2 separate regions of the Mus musculus genome follow, and region 1 is linked to region 2. Evidence: chromatin loops called from intact Hi-C (ENCODE). Cell type or tissue: gastrocnemius. All regions are shown on one strand. Each heading gives the region's core, and the rest is flanking DNA. Links, peaks and the distances in the headings are about the cores only. Region 1 has its middle 11 kb from the start of Gm51894. Region 2 holds the start of Olfr1371 (olfactory receptor 1371).

The links. Peaks named below come from ENCODE experiments on the same cell type or tissue, not always from the same donor. Only the 100,000 strongest peaks of a DNase experiment are listed, where the experiment ranks them.
Region 1: it touches region 2 in a loop (2.8-fold over the local background); 15 of 42 quality-filtered maps call a loop at or near these places.

What each region holds. Positions count from the first base shown.
Region 1 is chr11:52,340,584-52,355,515 of GRCm38, forward strand. No RefSeq gene overlaps it. Among named protein-coding and RNA genes, the nearest start is that of Gm51894, 11 kb to the right of the region's middle. In gastrocnemius, for the core only: CTCF peaks have their summits at 2,793 (motif pointing left), 5,880 (motif pointing left), 8,310 (motif pointing right) and 10,546 (motif pointing right); DNase peaks (open chromatin) are centred at 2,774, 5,872 and 6,207; H3K4me3 peaks cover 652 bases; H3K27ac peaks cover 1,396 bases.
Region 2 is chr11:52,210,477-52,225,408 of GRCm38, forward strand. It overlaps Olfr1371 (olfactory receptor 1371), which reads right to left and starts at 3,511. Exons shown (of 1, transcript NM_207253.1): 1 at 2,576-3,511. The coding sequence starts at 3,511. The coding sequence ends at 2,576. In gastrocnemius, for the core only: CTCF peaks have their summits at 10,035 (motif pointing left) and 12,576 (motif pointing right); a DNase peak (open chromatin) is centred at 10,022.

The DNA of each region.
Region 1 (14,932 bases), core at 2,629-10,628, 130 kb after region 2:
TCAGGCTTTGGAATATCACTCTATAGGCTGTCTGCCGGCCACCACCCTTCAGACTGCCACTCACAGGTGCCCGTGAAGGCTGCCGAGAGGCAGTCCCCATCAGCCTGTCTCCTACACCCACACACTCTGTGTGGAGACCACAGGCGCCCAAAGGGTATGCTAGTCTCTGCTCTACCGCGTACCCTCTCCTGAAGGCAGGCATTTCAGAGATTCCAGTTTCACCAGGAAGCTCAGATCCAACAGGTCAGTTGGACAGGACCTGACTGCACACCCTGGAGACAGCCCGTGCTAGATGGGCCAAGCCTGTCCCTTGGGGCAGGACATCTAGCCTGGGCCTGTGAACTAAGGGATGGAGATAAATTTGCACTAGGGGCTTGCATCAACTTAATCCATTCCCACCCATGTAAGGAATTCTGGAGCCACTGAATGAGAAGCCTGGCCCTACCTGGGCCTAGTTATCCTCAAAGAAACGCTACCCAGCGTGAGTGGCGGTGGCCATGGCTCCGGCCCCTCAAAGCGGTGAGCAGACAGCCTTGCTGCTGAGTGTCCCCCTCCCCCGCCCTGCCCTGACTCATCCAGAAAGCACGTGGCCACAAGAGACTCTGTCCTTTGCCTTGGGTTTCTGCTCCCCACTCAAACAACCTTGTTTTCAAGTGAAAACCCACAGAGCGCTCTCCCCGGCTCTGATCCTCCAAACAAACAAAGGATGTTGGTCTGTGTTTTGGTTTGTTTTGAAGCTGCAGAAGAGAGAGGGAAATGGGTCACCTCAGGAACTCCAAGGGTGGTGGCTGAGGGGTGTGTGGTGGCCTTGGGGGGGGGGGTGGTGCCTAGCTCCAGAGCACTGTTTGGCAAGGTCACCCTGGGTGGGCCCTAATCCTCAGGGAATGACCCCCCCAGGATGCTCTGACCTGGGTGGGGGTCCTTATGGGGCTCCAGGATAGGACCACATGGGGAAGGCAGCCGGCTGGGGTCCTAGGCAAGACTCAGAGATCCTTTGCCAGGTGATCAAGCAAAGCTTGTCTTTCTCTGAAATTCAGTTTCCAGGCTACCAGGCTCAGCCCTGACCCCAGCTGCGGGAACCTGGGGCCACTGGGGACACACTGTCAGGCCTGAGGCCGGCTTCCTGCTTCTTTCCGATACTCTGCAGAGGCCCCCACAGTACCTAGGACCCAGGTTTTATGGCTGTGCCCTTTTGGGGTCTGTGGCTGTTCCTCCAAAGTGCTTTAACCTCTTCCCTTCTTGCCCATGTGGCAATCCGGATGGCAGCCAGCCCCTGAGGGATTTGTTTTTTGAGGCGAGGTCTCAAGGAACCAGGATTAGCCTGAATCTCACTGTGTAGCCAAAGATGAACTATACAGTCTGATCGTTCCGTTCCCACCTCCCAAGTGCTGGCAACACTGGCGTGGACCACCACACCCTGGTAAACAGCACTGGGGTTTGAACCCAGAGCTTTGTGCGTGTTAGGCAAACACTCTACCAACAGCTGCATCTCCAGCCATTTGTTAGTTTTACCATAGGTCTTACACGTAGCCCAGGGTGGCCTTGAACTCATGGGGATCCTCCTGCCTCAGCCTCCCCAGTATTAGTGTTAGGCATAAGTCTGCCCAATGGTTCATGCTCAGCTCAAGTCAGTGTTTTGGCGTGTGTGTGTGTGTGTGTGTGTGTGTGTGTGTGTGTGTGTGTGTCCTTAATTCTTATTGTGAAAGAGACATAGCTCGTTTGGGCAAGATACACAGCCTTGTTTTGCACATTATATAGAGAGGCTCCCAGGCCTCCCTGCTGAGTCCTTGGCCAGTTAAAGTAAAGCAGGCAGAAGCCTCCTGAGGACCCATTTCTCACTTTGGAGATGTCATAGTGAACTCTGGGTGCTGCCGTCAGAGAAGACATCTCATTGATGAGCAAAAGATAATATGGAGAGCCCAACCTGGGCCTTTTTGGGGGTTCCCCTGGCACTGGAAGGGCTGTGATGACACCATTTGCTTTCCCCCTGGCTGTCGTAGGTGTGTGGGCAGGTGCTTTGGGAGGAGGGGGCTCTGCAGCACATCCGCCCACCCCACTGATTCCACAGGAGCAGAATTGAAAACACCCCTGAGTGGACATCTTGGTAAAGCCACGAGTGAACAGCGAGTGGGGGCGTACACCTGTAATCCCAACACTTGGGAGGTAGAGGCAGAGGCAGGTGCTTCTCTGTGAGTTGGAGGCCAGCCTGGTCTACAGAGTGAGTCCCAGGACAGCTAGGACTACCCAGAGAAACACTGTTTCAAAAAACAAAAACAAAAACAAAAACAAAAGCAAAAAGTCACAAGTGGAGCCAACCAGGTGTCTATGGTGCACAGCTGTAATCCCAAAACTTGGGAGATAGAGGCAGTCGGATCAGGAATTCAAAATCAGGAGGTCAGCGTGCAATACACGAGACACTAACTCATAAAAAGCCAAATAGGATGACGGGATGTCAGCAAGAAAAGGGGCTTGTCCCACAAGCCTGGTGACCCGTGTTCCATCCCCCCAAACCATGCAAAGGTGGGAGGGGAAAATTGACTTTAGAAATTCCTCCGTCTTCCGCAGGAGTTCTCCATGCCCCCTCCTCCTCCCCTCCCTCTCCCTCTCCTCCCCTCCCCCCCCCATAGTAGTTATAAAATTCTTAAAAAGCTAAACAAACAAACAACCCACCTCAGTGGCCAGAGGCTAGTGAGGACTCCCAGGTTCACCCTCTCTCTTACCGTTTGGGCACCAGGAAGAAGAAATCCCTTCTCTTTGGTCATCTTCTAGCGCCACCTGGTGGCCAACTTTTCAAATAGCAACGGCGCTTTCAATAGACTTGGTCAGAGGGAGCTTCAACAAATGCAGTCAAGGCAAAAATGGTCTTTGGGGCAAGGGCCAGCTATGGTAGCGCTTCCCCCAGATGATTTCAACATGAGCCAGGGTGGAGAGTCGCTATGATACCATAGGTAGGTTTTTTGTTTCTCTAAACACCAGCAAGGAAGGGTGAGTGCGATGGATGGGAGACACCCCAGGCGCCTTCCACAGAGCTTTACTTCGCTGGTGTGGAATCTCCCTTCATTGCTAAGGGCTCAGAGGCCTTCAAACCAGTGGACAGTGACCACCGGAATGGAGCACCGCGCAGATCACCCACGGAGCCCATGATAGACCCTCACATCATTGTCTGTGCTGTTTCACTAATTCCCAGTTTTCATTCAGAGCCTTTATTAATTTATTTTATGTCTTTATTTTTGGGCTAATATCTTGTCCTGTTATTTAACGTGGTGTGTGTGTGTGTGTGTGTGTGTGTGTGTGTGTTAGTCACACGTGAGCATGAGCACATTTGCCCTGGCATAGATGTGAAGGGTCAGGAATCAGCCCTGTCCTACAGTGTGTTCTGGGGATTGACCTCAGGCCCTCAGGCTTCTGTGGCAAGCACTTTACCCACTGGGCCGTCCTGTCAGCCTTACTTTGAGCCAGGGTCTCTACTGAATCTGGAGCTTATCGGTTCAAGACCAGCATATCTTTCAGAGAATACAATTTAATTTACTATGTATAACATAGTTAAGTTGCTGGCCCCAAATATCCTTCTGAAAAACAAATGTCCTAGTATCTGGTACTTTTTATCTTTATTTTTCTTTTCTTTTTTTCTTTCTCTTTTTTTTTGTTTATTTTTGTTTATTTTTTGTGGATTTTGTTGTCATTTTGTTTTGGAGAAAGAGTTTCTCTGTAACAGCCCTTGCTGTCCTGGAACTCTATGGACTAGGCTGGCCTTGAACTCACAGAGCTGCCCCCTCACCCCATGGCGTTCTGATATAAAACAAATGTGCCACCATGCCCGGCCCTTGTGGGTTTTTTTTGTTTTGTTTTTGTTTTTGTTTTTGAGGCAGTGGTCTCACCACGTATCTCTGGCTGTCCTGGAATTCACTCTGTAGATCAAGCTTGCCTCACTCACAGAGATCTGCCTTCCTCTGCCTCTGCCTCCCCAGAGCTGGAATTAAAGGTGTACACCACTAGCAGTGGCTAGCTAGAATATTGTTATTTTTATGTTTTAGTTATTTGTTTGTCTGCTTATATATTTGGTGGTGGTGGGAGGGTTTGGGTCTACATGAATATGAAAATCAGAGGACATTTGGGACCCACCCTTTGGATTCCAAGGAGTAAGCTGATCCCAGCTGTCAAGCTTGACAGGAAGCATCCCTACCCACTAAGCCACCCCACCACCCCTACATTTGTTTCTTTATGCTGCTCTGAATTAGCACACATTTGGTGGTCCAAAGAAACACCATTTTGAGTCAGGAGTGTTGGTACACACCTAGAATCCCAACCCTTTCGAGACAGGAGCAAGAGGATGACCAAGGCCGCTCCGGGCCACATTAAGTATGAGGCCATCCACGCCTATAGCCTGAGACCCTGTCTCAACAAGACCAAACAATATTTACAGTGCTGGCAGCCAGAAACCTAAAATGGCTTCCCTGGGTAGGCACAAAAGTGTCGTCAGGCAGGCTTCCTCCCTGGCTCTCAGGGATATCCTTATGTTTGTCTTCTTCAGCCTGAGGAGTTATGGTTCCTGCCATGTAGCCTCTTCCTCCAACTTCAAAGCCAGCAGGTGACGTCTTCTCTTGTCACTGGAGCTTCTTCAGAGCAGGCGCTCCTGTCTCCCTGTGTGAGGACACAGATGAGTAGACACGGGGGCGGTCCCATGAGATAAGGAATTCCTATTGCCTCTGGGTGAGGGGGTAGCACACACTTTTAATCCCAGCACTGGAGAGGCAGAAGCAGGTGGATCTCTGGAGGCTCCTGGTCTACAGAGCGAGTTCCAGGACAGTCAGAGCTACATAGAGAAGCCCTGTCCCAAGGAATCCAAAGAAGAATTCCCATTGCCTCCATGTGGTCTATCACATGCAACACATCGATCCCCTATCCATAGTGATGTAGTGCAGGCACACCCACTGAACTGCTAGTAACGGAAAAATAGAACGCACGGGGTGCTGGAGAGATAGCTCAGTGGTTAGGAGTGCTTGCTGCACGTGCAGAGAGCAGAGCTTGGCTTCCAGAACCCATATCTCTGGCCCCACACTCCATCATGGCTGTTAAAGTCGATCTCTGTCTGTGCCATTCTATCTTAGTCTCTCAGTTGTCCCCAAGACCATACTTCTCACTTCACAGAGACATCATCTCTCTCTGAAGCCTGATCTCCTGGAAGGAAGGCAAGGACTTTGGCATGCCTGGTCCCTCCAAGGTCCGGCACAGAGGCCTGCCCATGCCCCCCCCCCCCAGCATTATCCCTTGATTGGCTTCAGGAAGGTAAGGTTTATTCTGGTTTGAGGGTACTCCGTTGTGGTGGGGAAGGCTTGGGGGCAGGAGTGTGTGGATTCTAGTCACACTGCATCTGCGGGTAGGAGATGGGAAGGGGTGCCAGTGGTCGGTTTGCTCTTTCCTTTCCTCCTGTTTGATTCAGTCTTGCCCTCCCCCCCCCCCCCCGCGTCCCTGCCCCCAGTCATGGGATGGTACCGCCTACATCCAGGGTCTTCCCTCCTCTGTGCAACCGCCACACACGGGTGTGTTTCCTAGGTGATTCCAAACCCAGGCAGGTTGACAATGAAGATTAATTATGACAGCCTCCTACACCCAACCTGTGAAGATCAAAAATACCTCAAGAGGTTGCTAAAATGCTCCCCAGAAGCAAGGACTGAATCTCCTTTGGGATCGGGTCAGAGAGCCATCAGAACACGCTATTGGGGATGAAAGGCAACCCTAATCGTTTTCTTACTGGCCCCACTTTCCTCATCAGGAAAAAAGTGCACTGATGCCTGCAGGAAAATGAATTTTCTTCAAGAGATCACACAGGCTTCCAAGCAAGCAACCTGGGGTGGTGCTGCCACCTCTTGGTGAGTGGGTGGAAGTACATCCGTGGGCGTGGTTGGCAAGCTATTGCTACCTAGTAAGAGCCTCTCTATCTCTGCCAGGGAGCCCAAGTAAAGGCCAGGCAGAGTGGACAGAAATAGAGGAGTCAGCAAACACAGGGAATTTTATATCAATCAGTGGTGTTGAGAAGAAACCTGGTCTAGGTTCAATTCGCCCCTTTTCCTGTATCATTATGTATCTCCGACAAGAAAAGGACACCAAGAGCGATTTGCCCCACAATAGCTGCCCTTGACTAGATTGGTGGGCGTCCCAGAGGCTGTCCCCTCCCCCAAGATTGGCCTCTGTGGAAATCAGGAGGGTGGCGCAGCCAATGGTCGCACCTAGATCCGCCATCTTCCCCAGAGGCCACGCCTCCTCCGCCCTTTCCCCAGTTACAGCTAGAAACTCAGCTTCAGTCCGTGAAGTCTACGATTTCCACTTCATCTAATTCATTTGACCCACTGCCACCTTCATCTTAAGCCCGGCTTCCCTGGGACTGTACTTTAGTCTTCCATGACTCTGGCTGCAGTGTTCATGGGGCTGTATTCAGCTGTGTTTGGCTACGCCTAGAATCTTCTATGAGACTGCTACAGATTACATTCCTGTAGCATTCCTCTTTGGAGGAAAATGGGGTGAAGACGCTGCTAGGGGCCTTTCTCAGCTTCTTTTTAATTTTGATTTTCTTCTTCCTCTTCCTCTTCCTCTTCCTCCTCCTCCTCCTCCTCCTCCTCTTCTTCTTCTTCTTCTTCTTCTTCTTCTTCTTCTTCTTCTTCTTCTTCATGTATTTATTTATTATATGCAAGTACACTGTAGCTGTCTTCAGACATACCAGAAGAGGGCATCAGATCTCATTACAGATGGTTGTGAGCCACCATGTGGTTGCTAGGATTTGAACTCAGGATCTTCAGATGAGCAGTTGGTGCTCTTAACCTTAACCTCTGAGCCATCTCTCCAGCCCTTTTTTCTTCTTCTTAAACATAGTCTCATTGCATAACACTGACTGGGCTAGAACTTGCCATGTAGACCAGGCTAGCCTCAAACTCAGAGATCCAACTGCCTCTGTCTCCTGAGTGCTGGGTTTAAATGTGGGTCCAGTCAGTCTTCATTTTTGTTTTGTTTCGCTTTGCTTTTATGAGAAAATATCTCACGTGGTCCAGACTTCAACCTTTCTCTGACCTTGAACTCCTGATCATCCTTCCTGTACTCCAGAGTGCCTGGGTCACAGGCATGTGACACTGTGGCCAGTCTTTACATGCTATTTCTACGGCATTTTGAGCAAAGTCTATCTAATCCTTTGATTATTAGTTTTGCAAGGGCAGCGGCGGCACCCGATTCTCCCATATCCTGTTCTGGCTCAGTTCTTAGTGCTGGGGAGCAAGACTTTCAGTGGAAGCTGAGTGAGCGAGGGACATCTGAGGGAGAGGGACAGGACAGAAGCTGAGAGATGTCCGGGCATAGGTGTGCTTCCTCCTACCATGCAGGTCCCAGACCCTGAAGAAGGTACAGGGCTGTGGTGGTTTAAATGGGAATGGCTGCCAACAAGGGTGAGCACACACACACACACACACACACACACACACACACCTGCACATATGCCCCTGCACACACACTAAATTGTTGAGGTTTGGTTTTGGTATGTATTGTAATACTAAATACTGGTTCCCAGGGACAAGAGAATCTGCACACACATAAGAGATACCATGTAATCTTGCTCCCCAAGTTATCCCTGATTGGTGAATAAAGATGCCTACAGCCTATAACTGGACAGAAGAAAGATAGGTGGGGTTTGGGTTCCCGGGCTTGGAGTCTGAGGAGAGACCACAAGGAGGGAGTCTTAGATGGAGAGAGGGAAGATACTATGGGATAAATGAGTCATGAAAATATGGCCTTGAGGGCTGGCCAACTGGAGTTAAGAGCAGCCCAGATGGAACATGACAAGTTATAACTCGGGGTTATTGACAGGGAAGTAGATATAAAAGCTTAAAGGGTAGATATTTGCCCAGCTGTAGTGCATTAAGGGCTTATTATAAATATAAAGGTTGTGTGTCGGGGGCTGGAGAGATGGCTCAGCGGTTAAGAGCACTGACTGCTCTTCCAGAGGTCCTGAGTTCTATTCCCAGTAACCACATGGTGGCTCACAACCATCTGTAATGGGATCCAATGTCCTCTTCTGCTGTGTCTGACAGCTACAGTGTACTCATATAAATAAAATAAATACATCTTAAAAAAAAAAAAAAAGGTTGTGTGTCTTTTATCTGGGAACTGAATGATCACAGGCAGGGTAGGAACCCCCAGTTGAGATTGAATACTTACTACAACACTAAATATTTAGAAATACTAATTTATTTTTATCTTATATGCCTGAACATCTTGCCTGCATGTACATAAATGCCCCATGTGTGCACCTAGTCCCTGAAGAGGCCAGAAGAGGGCGCCAGATCTCCTGGAACTGGGGTGTAGATGGTTGTGAGTCACCATGTGGATGCTAGGAACAAAATCTGGGTCCTCTGCGAGAGCAACAAGCGTTTTTAACTGCTGAGCCATTTCTCTAACCCCATAAAAGAATGTGGCTTGTTGTTGTTGTTGTTGTTGGGTTGTTTGGGACAACCTCTCTACTATGCAGACCAAGCTGGCTTTGCTCAAACTCAGAGATCCATCTGCCTCTGCCTCCCAAGTGATGGGATTAAATACATGTATCTTCACACCCAGCCTAATTTTTTTTTTTAATATCCTGAAGCTCTCAGAATGGTGGGGCATGCACTTAGGATGCTGAGGCAGGGCAAGGTCTAGTTCAAAGCCACCCTGGATACAGAGGGATCCTTATTCCCAAGATAGGAAAGGAGAAAGGGTTCTGAAATGTCTTTTCACACAGGCCGAGTGTGGCGATGCACGCTTGTAGTCCCGACACTCCATAGGCAGAAGTATTGCCACAAATTAGAGGCCAACTGAGCCACGCAACTCGGGCCTCAAAAGGCTAAACCACTAGAGGACACCGCAGAATGTAGAGCTGAAAGCAGCCACACTCTGACTTTCTTTCCTTTTCTCTTGCTAAGGGCGCACTCTCCTCTGGGCCGGCTGTTCTCAGGGACCTTGAGGGGCTTTGGGTGTGTGTGTGGAGGGGGGGTTTGTGAGTAACGGCAACACTCATGGTAGAAGTGGAGACCCTCAAACAGGGCCACGGTCCACCTGCAGCTACCCAGCCCTCCTCCCAGGCCTCCCAGGTATGAATCCTTTGAGAATCTACTTCTCTTCACTTCTCTTGGCCAAGTTGGCCACAGTGGCAATCTCCTTCAACCCCAGCATCCCAGAGGCAGAGGCAGATAGATCTCTGTGAGTTCAAAGCCATTCTGGGAGTTCTAAACTAGCCAGGGCTATGTACTGAGGTCCTATCTCAAAAATAAAATAAAATTAAATAATAATTAAAAAAAAACAAGAGCAAAACAACAACAAAAAAACCATTAACAACAAAACACAAAATTGGGACTGTTTTGTGAGACAGGGTGCTCAGGCTAGCCTGGGACTCACCTTGAGCTCCTGATTCTCCAGTTTGTACCTCCCAAGTGCTGAGATTATAGGAATGTGCTAGGTTTGTTTGTTTGTTTTTATGACCGCATCTCATTCTGTTGCCCAAGTTAGCCTGGACCTCCTTATGTCACCCAGGCTGATTTAAATTTCTTTGTAATCTTGCCTCAGTCCTCAGAGCTGGGATTACAGGCATGAGTCACCATACCTGGCTTCAAATTGGGATTTCTTCAACTGACTTTTCCTCTAGGATACTGCCTTAGTTATTTTCCTATTGCTGTGAAGAGACACTGGGACAAAGACAACTCTTATACAAGAAAACATTTGATTTGTGGATTGCTTACAGTTTTAGATGGTTAGTTCATGATCATGGTAGAAAGCAGACAAGCGTGGTGCTGGAGCAGTAACTGAGAGCTTTATATCCTGATGCTTAGGGCAGCTGGCAGGGAGGGAGGGAGGGAGGGAGGGAGAAGGGGGCGGGGAAGAGAGAGAGAATTTCCTGGTTCATCTGTGTCCATAGCTGATTGGTTAGTACCTATTGTCATTTAGAGACTGGGCCAGGCCTGAGTTTTTGAAACCTTAAACCCAGTGGCACAATTCCTCTAATCCTTCCCAAACAAGTTCACTAACTGGGGACCAAGCATTCAAACACTGGGGCCTATGGGGGCCTTTCTCATTCAAACCACCATGGGGACATTGTGTCTCTTAGGGGCTTTGTGGGTTTATTTTCACAGAAGGCTTTGAAAACAAGCAACCGTCTACGTTTCCTTCTGCAGGCTGGGTAGGGGTCCAGTCTCCTCCTGGGCAGGATCATTTGCCCTGGGATTCTCTTGCTCTGTCTCTGTCTGTCTGTCTGTCTATCTGTCTGTCTGTCTGTCTGTCATCTGTCTGTCCACATGTCTGTCCGATAGACTGACAGATAGAAGTATAAAGTTTGTGTTTGGGGCTCTGTGTATGGGGGAAAAGGGAGGTACCCTTGACAGATGCAGCTTCGGCATAGTGACAAGAAACCTACAGGGAGGAGCTGGGGGGCGGGGCGGGGCGGGGCGGAGCCGGGCGGGGTGGGGAGGACTGAGGGAGGAGCTGCTTATGTAAGAGTCGCCGACAGAACTTGTTTGGTGACCCCTAGGTGGCAGAGCTGCTAAGTTTAGACTTGAACCTGAAACTTTTGATCCTGGAAAGGCATCAGAGGCTGGTGTCTTTGGTAAGAAGGGCTGTGTACCCTGAACCTGGGATATGGAGGGGTCTGATGGGTTTGGGGGAAGAAGCTGAAGAAGTTATGGCATGTCAGAGCAAGCCCTTAAGGTCAGTTTCCTGCCTCCCTCCTCCAGGGTACTCAGAATCCAACCAGCTTGTTGATTTATTATCTTTCTAACTGTCACTGTCAAGAAAGTCCTCTCCCCGAGAGGGACAAAGGGCATTGTAGGAAGGGCAAAAAGGATCCCATAGTTGGAGATGCCTGAGCGGATCCAGACTTTGCAGGTAACATTGTGTGTATGTGTGTGTGTGTGTGTGTGTAATTTCCACGGAGGTGTAGCAGTAGCAAGCCGTATCAGAGGCAGTACAGACACTACTGTCAAGATAGGCAACAGGTCACATCCATACCCTCTCTCCTGACACCAATTACAAACCTAGGGATCCCTGAGGCCACCCTCACATTTAAGAACTCACTGGGATCTCTGTCACTCCCAGTCACAGGTAAAAGCAACTCAGGAAAGGGTCAAGTGGGCAAGACCAGGAGGCGTCCCAGGGAACTGTCTGCCGTCTCCTGCAGATGGAGTCCCAGCTGGTGCTCACTGCTCTCCAAATGTGCCAACTCACACGGAGCACCATCCGCTGCCTCAGGTGCTACCTAAAGCGCATATTGGGGTTCCATACTTGCTGCCTGTGAGGTCAACACCAGTCCTTCAGATAGTCTAAGGCCCAGCTTCGTAAGCTTGGCTCAAAGCTGGTAACCATGGCAATCTCGTTGATTTACACTGTAAGGCCAACTCTCTAAATGAAGATCCGCTCCTAGAACAGCACTTTGTGGAAGCTAAGGGCAAAGGCCAGACCTCCTTGTAGACAAGGTTAAGAACTTTACTTGAATGTAGATAAATTCAACTTCTGGCCTGCATTAGGCTGCAGAGGCCATTCTTCAGGACTGAAACCCCCCAGGACATGGTCCTCAGCTGCACAGACTGTAGAAGGAAGCCCAGGGGACTGGCTGCCTGCTTGCATGCTGTAGTCACCTGTCATACCCTGATGGCATGTTGAACACCAGCTGGGGGACAGCGTCCTGGAAAGGGACAGGGTGGACAAGCCAAGGCCAGGCCTGACCCCAGGGCAGCATTGATTCCAGAAAGGAAGTTAGCAAAGTTGCCATTAGGTATTGAGCTCTATGATGGAAGCAAAAAGCCAAGTTCAAAACAATGTGGAAGGAAGAACCTACCTTTGAATAGGAGTAGAGGAAGTGACCACCTGGTGGAGGATGTGGTTCCGTTGGCAGAGTGCTTAGTGTCTAGCATGCAGGAAGCCCACAGCCCTGGGAGATAGAGGTAGGAAGATCAGAAGTTCAAACTCATCCTTGGCTACCTAATAGTGAGTTTGAGGGAAGCCCGGGCTACGTGAGATGCAGAGATGCAGTGTCAAAACAAAAAACAAAACAAAACAAAACAACAACAACAACAACAACAACAAAAACCCAAAAACAACCTTTAGTCCTAGCACCCAGGAAGCAGATATAGATGGGTCTCTTTGAGTTCAAGGCCAGCCTGGTCTACACTGTGAATTCTATAACAGCTAGGGCTACATAGTGAGACTATGTCTAAAAACAACAAAATTCCCCCAAAAAACAAGAATCAAGTAATGCTTGTTCAAGTCTTCTTTGTTTTTGTTTGTTTGCTTGTTTGTTTTTTGTTTTGTTTTGTTTTTGTTTTTCAAGACAGGGTTTCTCTGTGTAGCCCTGGCTGTCCTGGAACTCACTTTGTAGACCAGGCTGGCCTCGAACTCAGAAATCTGCCTGCCTCTGCCTCCCAAGTGTTGGGAGTGCACCACCATGCCCAGCACTTGTTCAAGTCTTAAGGAGTTGGGTTGTTAAGTCAAAGGACAGAGGCAGGTACAGCTTTGCCCCTAGGGCAAACCCCATGCATCTGTTCACTTGTGTAGCCTGAGGAGACAATGCTATCTCTTGCAGTAGTATGGTATCTTAGCCAATGATCGATTGATCGATCTCTCTCTCTCTCAAATACACACACACACACACACACACACACACACACACACACACACACACACATATGCGTGCTGAGCAGAGAAACTCTGGCTTCTTTCCCACTTAAGGTCTCCGGTAGGAAGGCAGCCTCTGACAATTTCACTTTCCACACTCCAGCCCAAATTGGAGAGCCTCACAGCTGCCAGGGCAGGCAGATAAGTTTGCCACCCAATAGCAGAAACGACCGCACTTACTCCAAACCCTAATCATTCCAGTGCAGCAAATGGAGAAAGAGCCTCTGTCTTTATTAAGATTTTTTTAAACTTATTTTTATTTTTTGAATGTAGCCCTGGCTGTCCTGGAACTCACTATGTAGTCCAGGCTGGCCTCAAACTCACAGAGATCCTCCTGCCTCTGCCTCCCGAGTGCTGGGAATATAGGCGTGCACCACCACGCCCAGCTAAGAAGAGATTCTAAAATACAAGTGTGTGTCTGTGTGTCTATGCCCATGAGTGTAGTGCCTGCTGAATCTGAAGACTGAAGCTCGAGATACAGGGACATGGGTCACGGGTGGTGGGATGCTGACGAGGGTCTTCTAGAAGAGCAGAAAAGGTACTTAACTGGTACCTTCAGCCTCCTGTCCCGGATTTGAGACAGGGTCTCACTCTGTAGCACAGGCTGGCCCACATCCATAGAGGCAGGGAGAGCAATGGGGTTCCAGGGGCAGAGGAAAAGGCACAGGGAGGCATCTGATGATACAAAGTTTCAGCTACACATGTTACATAATTTCCAGAGCTGTACCTGCTGAAGCGTCCATGGCTAACAGTCCCGGGACAGGGATGGCTGCTGTCCTGTCTATTTGATGGAGTTTACAATTTGTAAACCTGGGCATGCCGGTGAGGGAGTTTCTAGAGTGGGTTGATTAAGGAGGGAAGCCCCGTCCTAATGCTGGGTGGCATCTGCTCAGGGGCTTAGCCTACATAAAAAGGAGAAAGTGGGCTGAGCCACCAACATTCATCTCTCCCTTCTTGCTGACTGCGAATGCCCTGTGACCCACTGCATCATGTGGCTCTTGTCATGTCTTTCCTGTTATGATGGCCTGCCTTCTCAACTCCCAAGCCAAAATAACCCTGTCCTTCCTTGAGTTGCTTTCGTCAGACACTGTGTTTCAGTAAGAACAGTCACTCATACAATGGTGGATTGTAAGTTTAAGTTAGATGTGAAGACAGATTTTTTTTTCCCTTTGGTTTTGTTTTGTTTTGTTGGTTTTGAAAGACAAAGTTTCTGTGTGTAGCCCTGGAACTTACTCTGTAGACCCGGCTGGCCTGGAACTCAGAGTTCTGCCTGCTTCTGCCTCCTGAGTGCTGGGATTAAAGGAGTATGCCACCACTGCCCTGCTTGCTTTGGTTTTCTGAGACAGGGCCTTGCTCTGCAGCTCTAGGCTGGTTTTAAACATAAAATCTTGTAGCTTCCCTCATGCACACACACACTGCCACTAATATAACTAATTATAATTATATAATAATTTTTTAAAGTTTCTGAAAGCAGATGGTAGACAAGATGGCTCAGAAGTTAAAAGCATTTGCTGCTCTTATAGAGGACTATGGTTCAGTTCCCAGCACTCACGGGGAGGCACACAATGATCCTTAACTCGTTTCAGGGGATCTCGCGCCCTCTTCTGGCCTCCATGGACAATGCATGCACATGGTACACAATCATCTATGCAGGCAAAACACTTATCACATAAAATAAAAATAACATATAAATCTCCTTTTAAAAAGTCAGGAGAGGGGCTGGAGAGATGGCTCAGAGGTTAAGAGCACCGACTGCTCTTTCAGAGGTCCTGAGTTCAATTCCCAGCAGCCACATGGTGACTTAAAACCATCTGTAATGGGATCCGATGCCCTCTTCTGGTGTGTCTTTAGACAGCTACAGTGTGCTCATATACATTAAACAAACAAACAAATAAACAAACAAATAAATCTTTAAAAAAAAGAAAGCCAGGAGAGATTGGTTAGTGGGTAGAGATGCTTACTATGGGGGCCTAACTAGTCTTTGGAACCTACAGAGGGAAACTGACTCCATACGATCTTCTCCAACTGTAGCCCCCTCCCCTAATATTAATTAAAGCAATTGTTTTTCAAAAGATTTCTTTAGTTTTATGTTATGTGTATGAGTGCTTGCCTGCATGTATGTAGATGTACCACATACTTGCCTGGTACCCTCAGAGGCCAGAAGAGTGTTAGATTACCTGGAGCTGAAATTACAGGTGTTTATGAGCCAATATATGGGTGCTGGGTCCTCTGCAAGAGCGGCCAGGGTTCTTAATGG
Region 2 (14,932 bases), core at 5,924-13,923:
TTGACTTTTTATTACAGTTGTGTACATATCTGCCTGATTTGGGGGCAGGTCAAAAGCTCTCCTGCAGAGCACTGCTTGCTTAAGAGGGACCTTTGATATCTTCTTGGTGTTGATTCACCATGATAGCCCTGCACTGAGCTCCAAAGCCAAATGCAGCTTCTATGCCCAGCAGGCAGGGTCTTGTCATGCCTCTGTTGTTGAAGATTAGGAGGTGTACGGCAACGTCCCCCACTCATTGTGCTAATGTAGCTCTGGGCTTTTTCTGGAGATGCAAGGGTCACAGGGCTCCAAACAGCACCAAGCTTCACCTTGGTGGCTCTGTCCTGGGTTTCTAGGCTAAGGACTGGATTTAATTCTTTCTCTTCCCTCTAGGTGGAAACCATCTTTGCCTGTGCTGCTTGCAGTTAGGAGCAAAGGTCCATGGACAACACTTTCCATCCTGCTTTCTTGATGCATCCCTTTTTAAAAAATAATATTTTTCACAGTATATTTTGGTCATGTTCCCCTCAGTTTGTCCCAGATGCTTCCCATCTCTCTACCCACTGAACTTCATGTGTGCTGTCTGTGTCTGTGACTGTCTGTCTCTGTCTGTCTGTCTGTCTCTTCTTTTCTTTAATCATCCATTATACTAAACCTAGGCACTGTGTACCTTCATCTGGCTTCTGCAGTTGTTACGAAGTATTAACAACCATTTGTTCTATGAATAATTTTCTAACCATGAGACAATGACGATGGAGAGATCCTTCTTACACTCTTGTTCTGTCTCCAGTATCCACACCTGTGTATTATATCTTTAAATCCATGTGTGAGATGATACTTGGAAACATCACCTTCTTTTAAAAAAGTCCTTTAGCTAAAAATTATTTGGACTTTATATAACTGACACTAGAAATGACTGTCACTAGAGTATTCTGTCTCCCCCATGTGTGTGTGTGTGTGTGTATATATACATATATACATAATCTTATATACATATATGTCACATATACATATATATTTATATATGCACATATACATGTATACATATACACATGTATGTACACATGTATATGCACATGTGTGTATGCATGTATGTCTATATGTACACATATATATCCACATATGCATGTATACACATGTGTACATACACACATACACACACACACACACATATATATATATAATTTCCTGCTTTTTCTCTCTTCCTCTTTTTTTCTCTCTTCCCTCCCATGCTACTATTTTGTTATAATTTTTCTTCTTATATCATCTCTTTAGGTGTATTGTTTTTGTTTGACTTTTTTCTATCCTCTTTCTTTTCACATGGTAAGTAATTTTTGTATATATACGTCACTAGTTTTACTTTTATTTGAAATGTATATATGATGATGTACATCCATGCTACATGAAATCATCAAATCAGAGTAATTTGGATTTCTATGGACTTAAATTTTTTGTTATTTCTGTGTTGAGACTCTTCTATTTCATAATTTTGAAATATACAATGGATTTTGAAACGTAGTCTTATTTCTGGGACATAGAAGATGAGAATGTCTTCTCCCATATAAGTGAATTTTGGTACCTATTAGTGAACTAGTTCCTGTCCCATGTCACTCTTATCCCCAGGCCTCCAGTGACCAGTGCCCAATCCACTACTTCTATGACATCAGTGTTGTGTCACTGTATGAATAAGAAGCCCTGTTGTTTGACTTTCTCTGTCTTGCATATTTCACTTACTATAGCATCCAATTCTAACCACATCGCTGACTATAAAAGGACTTCATTCTCTGAAATGTCAGCATTTTATTGCATATAGGAACCACATTTTCTTTGTCTATTCAACCACCAGTGGACATCTGATTGACACTTATCTCTACTGTGAAGAAAAATGATTAAACATGGAGGATTGAGGAGAAAATGCCTTCTGTATCACTATGTAGCCCGACAGCAGTTCATGGTGTAGCTGAAGAGATGCTATTGCCTCTCTCTTTTCATTCTACACCATCCTGATGCTTCTGCCTTTTTTCTAAGTAATTAAAACGATATCCCATCTGAACCTTGACATACTTCATGGAGTACCACTGCTCATGCTTTCCTTAATTGACACATATATTTTAGAGGAATAGCCACCATAAAAGACAGTAGAAACGGGTCATGAGATATGAGTGGATATGGCCAGGGTCATACTTACTTAGAGAGCATATGAGAATACTTATGACAGTCTGGCACATCACCATGTGCATGGCATGACACCCTGAATGACAATTTGTGAAAATGCTGCTATTCTGAATTTGATCTTCTTTCACTATCAGCTGTGCCTAGAATCCATGTGCATTCTCTCTAGAAGGATCACTGTATCTTACTCTCAAACTCCTTCCTTTGCAAAGTTAAGATAGGAATCAACACGCTGCACAATGCCTTTAAACACGATGCTAGGATAATTGTCATGAGTTCATCACTCTCACCTTCCAGTCAAGACAGGAGATGGAACTATAAGGTTTGAGGAAGGGTGATTAAAAAGCCCTTGGTTTTAAAGGACAGTATGTGTTTCAGAATATGAGTGTTATTATGCAACACTTTATTGCTCCCTTTCCCCCTTCTATGCTGAGTCTGTGCTCCTGCCTAGCACCTTCCACAGCGCTCCTTTCACATCCTTGTTCCTCAGCGTATAGATCAGAGGGTTGAGCATGGGGGTGATGATAGTATAAAAAAGGGCAAGAAATTTCCCCTCCTTCTCAGAATACCTGTGGACAGGTTGGAGGTATGTGGAGATACCTGAGCCATAAAACATGGCAACCACAATGAGATGAGATGCACACGTCCCAAAAGCCTTTCTGCGACCAGCCATTGACCTGATGTTCAGCACTGCCCTGGCAATGTGAGCATAGGAGCCTAGAATTAGCAGTAAAGGACACACTAAGATTATGACCCGGGCCACAAACAAATTGACCTCTGTGCCTCCTGTGTCCTCACAGGCCATCTTCAGGAGAACAGGTAGCTCACAGAAGAAGTGATTCAGTTGGTGTCCACACAGAGGCATGGCCATCACAAGGCTTGTCTGGATCAGAGAGTTCACAAGGCCCCCTACCCAGGAGAATACAACCAATGCTCTGCAGAGAACAGGGTGCATAATGGTTGTGTAGTGGAGTGGGCGACACACAGCAGCATAGCGATCTATAGCCATTGCCACCAAAAGCACACACTCAGTTCCTCCCAGTGAGAGCACTATGCAGAGCTGGGCCACACACCTTCCAAAGCTGATGGTCCTGTCAAGTCCAGAGAGGTTGACCAGAAGCTGGGGCACAGTGCTGGCAGTGTAGCAGAGGTCCAGGAAGGAGAGGTGGCAGAGAAAGTAGTACATGGGTGTGTGCAGGCAGAGGTCCAGTTGAGACAGAATGATGATCACGGTGTTGCCAAAGAGAGTCAGAGAGTAGAAAATAGAAATGAAAGCAAAAAGGATGGGTTCTAGGTGAGGCCAGTCTGAGAAGACCACCAAAATGAAGCCCTCTTCTGAACTGGTGTTCAAATTTTCCATAGTCTTCCACCTGTGCAAACAGAAGACAACTCAATGCTATTTATGGAATAAATAGCAGAGGACCCACATAAATAAATTGCAGAGGACCCACATAAAGTTCCCAGCACCCACATGCTGTAATTATTATTCTTAAATGCACCAAAATCTCACATTTTGAGTTGCTACTCTACTCAATCCTGTTGATTCTTCCATTTCCTCTCTGAACCCTCCAGTCCAAAAAAATCTCTTGTTCTCTTTCAAATTAATGACCTTCATTTTTCTTCAGTTGTTTTTATATTTATCTTTCTATCTATCTATCTATCTATCTATCTATCTATCTATCATCTATCTATTTATCTATCATCTATCTATTTATCTATCATCTATCTATCTATCTATCATCTATCTATTTACCTATCATCTATCATCTATCTATCTATCTATCTATCTATCATCTATCTATCTATCTATCTGTCTATCTATCATCCATCTATCTATCATCTATCTATCTCCTATCTACCTATCTACTCTCTATCTACCATCTCTGTCTGTCTATCTATCTATCTATCTATCTATCTATCTATCTATCTACCTATCTAGTCTTCTTTAGCCTGGATGTAACTAAGTTGACAGTGGTGTGACCTCAGATTCAACTAATTCTTGTTGCTTGTTTGTTCTATGACTTTTTCCAGGCTCGGGTCTCTGGTCAGTTCTCTGGATATGATCCTTCATCATCTGAAAGGAGAGGTGATGTACTGTGATCCTTGTGGCATGGACATCAGGATCCAAAAGCAGTAATGTAGAACCTTTATCAATAATCTAGTGTGTGTGTGTGTGTGTGTGTGTGTGTGTGTGTGAGAGAGAGAGAGAGAGAGAGAGGGTTGTAAGTGTTAGAGTTCTGTGTTGTTTTGACTTCCTTTTCTAGTCTCTGAGACAATCTCTTTCAGGACTTTGGATCAAAGAAGTAATCTGTCTGAGTTTGCAGCCTCTGGGTTTTTACTTTCCATCTCTTGATTGATAAATGTGGTAAATAAACCAATTCTTGGAACCTTGACTTGCTTCCATCTGTCCCAAAAAACTAAGTACCATATGAATTTCTTCTGGGAAGAAACATGTATTGTAGTCTCCCCTCCCCCAGCCTGAAACCTGCTTGCTCAGGGGTGGAGCTTCTTGCTCATTCGTTCTGCCACGCCCACTGCTAGAACCTGCGGAGCCACACACGTGCACCTTTCTACTGGACCAGAGATTATTCGGCGGGAGTCGGGTCCCCTCCCCCTTCCTTTATAACTAGTGTCGCAACAATAAAATTTGAGCTTTGATCAGAATGAATTTGTCTTAGCTCCGTTTCTTCTTTCGCCCCGTCTAGATTCCTCTCTTACAGCTCGAGTGGCCTTCTCAGTCGAACCATTCATGTTGCCAGCTGCTGGCGGCCGCAACAATGTATATTCTTTTTGATGAATCTCAATAGTTTGTTGCTCTTGCAGCTAAACATTTTTTCTTTTTATATTTTGTCACAAGAGTGCCTTTGAATTTTTTTTTCCATTTGGGATCCAACCTCCTTGGAAATAGGAAACAGCGTGAGAATGCATACTAATGCCTTCTTTAATGTCACAAGAAGTGATGAACTCATGTCGCTTTTTCATGACACGTGGATCTTAAATGCATTTTCTTGAGTGAGACATTTAATCTTCTATAAACTGTGACAAATACTTTAGCTTTTTTTTAAAAAAAACAATGTATGCATGTGAGTGTTTGCCTATATGTGTGTCCATGGAACATTCCTGGTGCCCACAGAGGCCAGAAGAAGGTGTCAGATCCTCTAGAACTGGAGCTGCTCATGGCTGTGAGCTGCCATGTGGGTGCTGGGACCTTTATGTGGGTCCTTTGCAAGAGCGATGAAAACTGCTGAACCACCTTTCCTACCCAATAATTTATTTTTTAACAAAGAATCCTGAACTACAAGAGCATTTGGATAAGCTAAGGAAATATGGCAAACATTAAAAATTCCTTTTCTTTAGAGATTGTCATGCTAAAAGCTAAACAAATTACAAGATTTTAGGTGTTCAATGTAGGGCTCTTTGATTTCCTTAGTTAAGTTTCTTCTTACGTGTTGTATTTATTTTATTACTATTGTCAGTGGAATCCTTTCCTTTCCTCATGGTTTTCTTTAGGAACATAATTTATTTTTATGTTGTATTTGTACTTAAATTTTAGCTGAATTCCTTTATTTCTGTCAGTTTTAAAATTGCATTGAGCGTCTGGTATGCTCTTTTACCCCGGTGGCTCTCACACTGTGGGTTGTGACCCCTTTGGGGATTACATATCAGAAGCAAAATTGCAGCTATGAAGTAGCAGCAAAATAATTTTATGGTTGGGGGTCACCATAGCACAAGGAACTGTAATAAAGGGTCACAGCACTAGGAAGGTCATGAATTGGGAAGGTTTAGATGGTTGAATTTTCAAACAGTTGATTTTACTCCATCCTGCTTAAATCCGTCACCTTTTATTTACCTGTCTTGGAAAAACTGGATGTACATGTGCAGAAATATCAAAATAGACCATCGCCCACCTCATGTACAAATAGCAACTGAAAGTGGGTTCTATAGTCTTATTTATAACACCCCAAACTGAGTGGCAAAAATGATGGACTTGATTTTTGACAAAGATTTTTTTTTTTTAATACAGGCCATTGTTTTTTTTTCTTTTTTTTTTAGATTTATTTATTTATTATATGTAAGTACACTGTAGCTGTCTTCAGACACTCCAGAAGAGGGCGTCAGATCATGTTACAGATGGTTGTGAGCCACCATGTGGTTGCTGGGATTTGAACTTTGGACCTTTGAAAGAGCAGTTGGGTGCTCTTACCCACTGAGCCATTTCACCAGCCCCCGACAAAGATTTTCTTAAACCTGTGCTTACAAACACATGTGAAACAGACAGTGAAGCCCAGTGTAACCTACAGGCTCTGGGTGGTCTTGTTGTAGAGGCTGTACACACGTTGGTCAGAGACTGTGTAGGAAGCCTCTGTACACTGTTGCTATGAGTTAAACGGCTCCAAATCATTTATTCTATTAAGCTATTCTAAGAACAGTAAGCATTTGGAGAAAAGAAGAAATAAATACTTGCTATTACAGATAAAATTGTAGGTAATTTGTTTCTAGGAAACTTGCCTTGGAAGAAATGGTACAGATGTTCTTTGAAAGGGGTGATGTGATGTGGTGTAAGGGACCACCTTGGAACTAAATAAGGAAGGAAGAGCAGTATAAAAGGAGCAAGCATAGGTAAGTGTGTTCTTTGCTTCAATTGAGCTAACAAAAAAGAGCCATACAAATAATGAATCCTATGCAGCACAACAAGAAAACCTACAGAATCAACTGTCCTGGCCCATAGAGGCCCACAGAGACCAAACGACCAGCCAGGAGCCTGTATGGGACTCCCTATGCCCTCTGCAGACTGTAATGGTTGTGCATCTTGGTCTTGATGTGGGAATCCTAACAGCAGGAGCAGGAGCTGCCTCTGACTCTGTTGCCCTCATCTGGGACCCTTTCTCCCTACTGGGATGCTTCTTCTAGCATCAAGGGAAGTTGCACCTAGTATTACTGCATCTTGATATGCCAAGGACAGTTGGTATCCATGGAGGGGGGCTCTTCTTTTCTGAAGAGAGTGGGAGGAGGAGTGGGTAGGTGGGGTCAGTGAAGTGGAGTAAGGACTGGGAGAGAGAAAAGGGAGGGGAAACTGTGGTTGAGATGTAAAGTAAGTAATTGGCCACAAAACAGGCCTCAACCGATACAAAAATATTGAAATTATCCCATGTATCCTATCAGATCACCACAGACTAAAGCTGATCTTCAATAACACAACATAAATAATAGAAAGCCAACATTCACGTGGAAGCTGAACAACACTCTACTCAATGATAACTTGGTCAAGGAAGAAATAAAAAAAAAAGAGATCTAAGAGTTTTTAGAGTTTAATGCAAATGAAGCCACAACATACCCAGACATATATGGGGCACAATGAAAGCATTCCTAAGAGGAAAACTCATAGCTCTGAATGACGCCATAAAGAAACTAGAGAGGCGTACACTAGCAGCTTGACAGCACACCTAAAAGCTCTAGAACAAAAGGAAGAAAATTCACCCAAGAGAGTAGACAGCAGGAAATAATCAAACTCAGGACTGAAATCAACCAAGTGGAAACAAAAAGAACTATACAAAGAATCAACCAAACCAGGAGCTGGTTCTTTGAGAAAATCAACAAGATAGATAAACTATTAGCCAGACTAACTAGAGGGCACAGGGACAGTACCCTAATTAACAAAATCAGAAATGAAAAAGGAGACATAACAACAGAACCTGAGGAAATCCAAAACATAATCAGATTCTACTACAAAAGCCTATACTCAACATAACTGGAAAACCTGGATGAAATGAAAATGGACAATTTTCTAGACAGATACCAGGTAGCAAAGTTAAATCAGGATCAGATTAATGATCTAAACAGTCCCATTTCCCCTGAAGAAATAGAAGCGGTCATTAATCGTCTCCCAACCAAAAAAAAAAAAAGCTCAGGACCAGATGGATTTAGTGCAGAGTTCTGTCAGACCTTCAAATAAGACCTAATTTCAATTCTCCTCAAACTATTTCACAAAATAGAAACACTAGGTACTCTACCCAGCTCATTCTATGAAGCCACAATTATTCTGATACCTAAACCACACAAAGATCCAACAAAGAAAGAGAATTTCAGACCAATTTCCCTTATGAGATGTAAAGTAAGTAAATAAATAAATAAATACATTAATTAAAATATATTCTATGAGTATTTTGAATGACAATACAAAATGAAAAAGTTGATAGTGCAAGATACTACTAAAATACTTATATTATTTTATTATTTCTTTATGCTTATTTATGTTTGTGTCTGTGTGTCTTTGTGCACATGGATGTCCACAGAGACCAGAAGAGAGTACTGGATCCCACTCTGGAGTTAAAGCTGACTGTGAGCTGAGAACTGAACTCTGGGCCTTTGGAAGAGCAGCAAGCACTCTTTAACCATTGAGCTGTCTCTCTAGTCCCATATTTAAGATACATATATTGTCCTTTTAGAAGAATATAGTAATGTAAAGGTAGAGGACCAATCATAAACACATTTATTTTAAACAGTAAAAAATTTGAAAAACGTATTTACTAAGAAATGAGAGGAAAAACCAAGACCCATAAAGGGATTGTTCATAAAACATGAAAATAGAATAGTGTAAAAAAAAAAATGTTCTCTAAAGGTTGATGTTTTATTTTCCTTTTCCCCTTCCTTTTTTCTTCTTTCTTTCTTTCTTTCTTTCTTTCTTTCTTTCTTTCTTTCTTTCTTTCTTTCTTTCTTTCTTCCTTCCTTCCTTCCTTCCTTCCTTCCTTCCTTTCTTCCTTCCTTCCTTCCTTCCTTCCTTCCTTTCTTCCTTCCTTCCTTCCTTCCTTCCTTCCTTCCTTCCTTCCTTTCTTCCTGCCTGCCTGCCTGCCTGCCTGCCTTCCTTCCTTCCTTCCTTCCTTCCTTCCTTCCTTTCTTCCTTCCTTCCTTCCTTCCTTCCTTCCTTCCTTCCTTCCTTCCTTCCTTTCTTTCTTTCTTTTTTTGACAGAGTTTTCTCTGTGTAGCCCTGGCTGTCGTGGAACTAGCTCTGTAGACCAGGCTGGCCTCCAGCTCACAGAGATCCACCTGCCTCTGCCTCTGGGCTGGGATTAAAAAGTCTGCACCACCATCGCCTGGCTAACAGCCTGTACTCGTAACCTCTGAGCCGGCGTGCTGCTACCACAGACTCTTCTCTGTGAACCTGTGAAGAGATGGCCAGAGAACCCCACCACGTAGCCTCAGACCAACTTCTACTGTGAGCTTCTGAGCTACGTAACCCAACTGCCCACTTGATGTGCCTCCCTTGACCAGCATCTCAAAATGAGTTCCTGGGGCCAATGAGAGGGCTCAGTCGTTAAAGGAGCTTGCTGCCAAGCCAGATGACAATGACGTGAGTTTGGTGCCCTGAATCCATGGCATGGAAAGCAAGAATCGATCCCTACATTTGCCTAACGACTTCTACCACAAGCTGAGCCTCACCCCAGCTCAAAAAGTAAATAATGAATAAAAAGAAAACCAGATCCTTCTCTCATGCTCAAGTTCCTGGGATTGTGTTTGCCTTTCACGCAGCGATGCTTGATGCCCCTCTCTCCGCCTCCACAGAGGTCGGGCAAGGAGACTTCTAAAGCCATCTTCCTCCTTATCACCTAGCTCAAGCCTCCTAAGAAAGCCCTCCAACCCCTGCTGCCCAACCCAATGTGAACTCATTTCACAGAGGAGCACTGGCCCCGTGCTCGCTGGAGGATTGGACCAAGCTGTACTGGTTCGAGGCCTCTGCTGGTCAGACCGGGTCAGAACAGGCTTCTGAACAGGACCCCATTGAATTCTAGATAGGAGAAGCAAAGGAGATGGAAGGTGGGGGTGGGGGAGGAGGGCTTGGTGTGCTCTGTGACAGACAAGTGGCCCTCTGGCACCATCTGCTGGGCAGACTACTGAGTGGTGATGGTTTGGGGGCATTAGCTAGGATAAAGCTGTTCAATTACAATGCCCTGTCTCTGCCTTCTGTGAGCCCTTGGGGGTACCCATCTGTTCCAGTAGGTTCTCCATTCTGGGGTGGAGTAGAGTAAAGTAAAGGGCATTCTCTTCTGATGAGCTTTGGCTTCCTGTGGTGAGATAGCCATAGCCAGGTTCAAAGTCTGTCTCCTCACTTTTCTGATGTGTAATCTGGCACAGTTAATGTGGCCAGCTACAGCTTTGCCATCTTGCCCAGTGTTACAGAATTGAGCTCCTGCCTGGCACACTAGTTTACACAATACCATTTATCAGCTCCTAACTTGTAGGGAGGCCCACAACCTGGGCCTCTGGTGGTATGGCTATAGATGTGTGTCCACCAACTTTCTCCTCTGTCACTTAGATGTGGACACCACTCTTGCCTTGAGCTTCTGATGAAGCATCCTGAGGTGAGGAATGTCACCCATCAGAAGGCTCTACAGAAGATGGCCCAAGTAGAGGCAAGGATGGACCTTTCTGGAGCTTTGTCCAAGGTCAAGGGCCAAGGCTAGACTCTGGGCACTAAGCCCTCCTTCCAGAAACTTCCCTCTCTATGCTCCTCCAGCTTTGGCACAGGGTGACTGGGCAGCCACAGAAGCTCCAAGGTGACAGACACTATTCAGAGCACTTCTGGAGGATCTGGGTTCTGCTTCCAGCACCTATATCAGGAGTTCACAACCATGGCCACAAACACCCATAGCTCTGGTTCCAGGGGACCCAGCACCCCTTCTGGCCTCGGAGAGCATTTGCATGAATATGGTGCACATGCATACATTTAGGTACATACACATAGATATAAAACAAATCATATATTAACATTTTTAACATTTATTTTTTAAAAATTTTCTCTCTCTGCCGGGCAGTGGTGGTACACACCTCTAATCCCAGCACTTTCCAGGCAGAGACAGCTGGATCTTTGTGAGTTGAGGCCAGTCTGGTCTACAGAGTGAGTTCCAGAACAGCTAGAGCTACAGAGAGAAACTTTTTTTTTTAAGATTTATGTATTACATGTAAGTACACGGTAGACACTCCAGAAGACACTCCAGAAGAGGGCATCAGATCTTGTTATGGATGGTTGTAAGCCATTATGTGGTTGCTGAGATTTGAACTTAGGACCTTTGGTGCTCTTAACCACTGAGCCACCATATGGTTGCTGGGATTTGAACTCAGGACCTTTGGTGCTCTTAACCACTGAGTCATCTCTCCAGTCCCAAGAAACTTTGTCTTAAAAAAAAAAATTTCTCCCTCTCCCTCTCCCTCTCCCTTCCCCTCCCCCTTCCCCCTCCCCCCTCCCTGCAGACCTGTTGCCAAGGCAACAACCACCATATTCCTAGAATCCACTTGGCTCATCTCCCACCTTTTTTTTTTCTCCCCAGACAGGGTTTCTCTGTGTAGCCCTGGCTGTCCTGGAACTCACTCTATAGACCAGGCTGGCCTCGAACTCAGAAATTCGCCTGCCTCTGCCTCCCAAATGCTGGGATTAAAAGGCATGCGCCACCACGCCTGGCTCTCACCTCCCATCTTTCCCTGTGATTACATCATCATCCATATATAAAGAAAGGGCCCCCTGCCGGGTGTGTGGAAAATGCCTTTAATTCCAGCACCCGGGAGGCAGAGGCAGGGGGATTTCTGAGTTAGAGACCAGCCTGGTCTACAGAGTGAGTTCCAGGACAGCCAGGGCTATACAGAGAAACCCTGTCTCAAAAAAACAAAACAAAACAACAACAACAACAACAACAAAAAAAAAAAAACAAAAAGAAAAAAAAAGAAAGAAAGGCCCCCCTGATTTCTCTCTCTCCTCTCTCTCTCTCTCCTCTCTCTCTCTCTCTCTCTCTCTCTCTCTCTCTCTCTCTCTCTCTCTCTCCTCTCTCTCTCTCTCTCTCTCTCTCTCTCTCTCTCTCTCCCCCTTCTCTTTCTGCCGCCCCTCTCTCTCCCAATATACCTCCCATGGAACTGTTTGGCCTGCCGTGGTCCTTCTGAAGCAGCACAGCGTTCAAGATCAAACCAGCACCTGGATAGATAGAAAGATTCTGATGCCCCAGAGACCTCCCTCAACACCCATCAGCTGCTCAGCAGCTGATTGGCTTCCTTTGGCTTCCTTTGTGGTGTTTGTTGAAATGGATTCACAGAGTAAGTCATTTTACACCTAGTGGCTTTCATTCAACATTGAGGTTCATCTATGTTCTGTTGGTTTTCTCTTTCAGTTTGAAAGTCTATGGTGTGAATATTCTGCAGGTTATTTGTACAGCAGATGGTGGTGTTATTTCTAAGAGACAGGGTTTCTCTATATAGTTCTGGCTGTCCTGGAACTCACTTCTGTAGACCAGGCTGGTCTTGAACTCAGAAATCTGCCTGCCTCTGCCTCCCAAGTGCTGGGATTAAAGATGTGCGCCACCACCGTCCGGCTCTAACTTTTTAATAATACCTATCTATCTATTTATTTATTATGTATGCGGTGTTCTGCCTGCATATATGCCTGCACTACAGAAGAGGGCGCCAGATCCCATTACAGACTGTTGTGAGCTACCATGTGGTTGCTTGAGAAATTGAACTCAGGACCTCTGGAAGAATAGTCAGTACTCTCAACCTCTGAGTCATCTCTCCCACCCTGCCCTATTTCTAACATTTGATTGGCAAATAAAGCTGCTGTCATGGCTTAGCCGGGGGTCTGAGCATAACCACCAAGGATTCCCATCCTAGAAGTTTGGTCTCAAATGGTGATGAGGAGGCAGAACCGTTAGGTGATTTCTATCTCTTTAAGTACCTACTTGGAGGTTAACACTGTTCTTGTGGAATAAATTAGTTCTTGAGAGAAATTGTTGTCCAAAAGTGTCCTCATCCTATGTACTTGGCCCCTAATACAGCTGTTATGAATATTGAAACATAACCTGTGGAACACATAAGCACTTATTTGGTTTCTTTTCTTTCTTTTTTTTTTTTTTTTTTTTCATTTTGGTTTTTCGAGACAGGGTTTTTCTGTGTACCCCTGGCTGTCCTGGAACTCACTCTGTAGACCAGGATGGCCTCGAACTCAGAAATTCGCCTGCCTCTGCCTCCCAAGTGCTAGGATTAAAGGCATGTGCTACCATTGCCCGTTAAGCACTTATTTCAGTTGGACATAAATTCAGTACTGGAGTTGCTGAGCCACTGGGTTCATGGAGGTTTTTATCTTTTGTAGATATTTCCAATTAGCGGGGTTCACCAACGTGTACTTCCACCAACAGTGTTGTGGAAGAGAGTGTCAGTTGGTCCACGTCCTTGTCAACACTTGATACTGTCACTGTTTTAAGTTTAGCCATTCCAGTGACAGAAATAATTTTGCCAAAAACAGATGACATCTCTCATAACTGTTATCAGGGTCTGCCTTGTAGATGGGGAGAGTGACAGCACCTTTCCCATCTTACATGAGACATTTAAAGCAGGTGAGTGGCGGCAGGTTTGCAAGATTTCTGTGCATCTGTGTAAGGCAAGTGGGCCAGACAGGCATAAAGACTGCTAAGGTTGAGTGAGCTCAGACCCCAGGAATCAGAAATCTGAGAGCTGTCGCTATACTTCCTGCCTGTCTCTGTACCTGCTCTGGAACACGTAACCACAACACCCCGCTGAGAGGATCCTGCGCTATCAGTCACGGGATGTAGCACCTGGAGTTCTTCCCCATGCAAATATAGAGCATCAGCAACATCTCAAACTCAACCAATAGGAAACACCTACCCCCTAAATCCCACCCCACTGCTTAAAGTTCATACAGTCCCTGTCTACATTGGAATAACGCTCACAACTTATCTCCCCAAGGATCGAGGGTCATCTGAGAGTGGCTAGTGTTCTCTCTTCCGAAGCATTTCATTGTTGGACCTTGGACCTGCCTGGCTGGGCAGGCTCTTGCCGCTGCCACGCCTACTGCGGTTGGTGTCGCTGCCGAGGTAGTTAAAGAGAGACCTGGGACCTTGGCTACCTGCCCAAACCTGTTTGCTTCTCTTCTAAGAACTGTAACACTTCCGCATTCTCGACCGTACTGGAATCCCATTGAAAGTCCTGACTCCCCCCTCCCCCTCCGCATAGTCAGCACACCTGTAACTATATGAACTTGAAACTCCTCGGACTTGTATAGATCAAAATGGAAGCGCTGCTCTCTTATTTTACTACTGCTCCGGCAACAGTTGAAACCAGAGTGTGATGGGTAACGTCGACTTGACAAGATCTAGAGTCACCTAGGAGGCAAACCTCTAGACCAGTGAGTGGTTCTTAACCTGTGGGTCTCGACCTCTTGAGGGTCTGGAACGACCCTTTCACAGGGGTCACCTAAGACCATGGGGAAACAGATATGTACATTATGATTCATAACAGTAGCAAAATTACAGTTACGAAGCAGCAACGAAAATAATTTTATGGCTGGGGATCAACCCAATGTGAGGGAACTGTATTAAAGGGTCACAGCTTTAGGAAGGTGGAGAAGTCCTGCTCTAGACACCTGCTAGGGATTATTCAGATTGGGTTAATGGAGATGAGAAGACCACTCTAATGGAAGGCTACACCATTTATTCTGGCCTTAAGACTTAGACTATTAAAGAGAAGAAGGCTGGGGATGGAGAGATGGCTCAGTGGTTAAGGGTGCTTACTGCTCTTGCAGATGACTTGAATTTGGGTCGAAGCACCTACATCTGGTAGCTTACAACTGCCTATAACTCCAGTTTGAAGGAATCTGACACCTCTCTGGCTCTCCTCTCTCTCTCTCTCTCTCTCTCTCTCTCTCTCTCTCTCTCTCTCTCAAATAAATGTTTGTTTTTTTCTAGGTTCTCTGTGTATCACTGGCTAACCTGGACTGTCTTGGAACTCA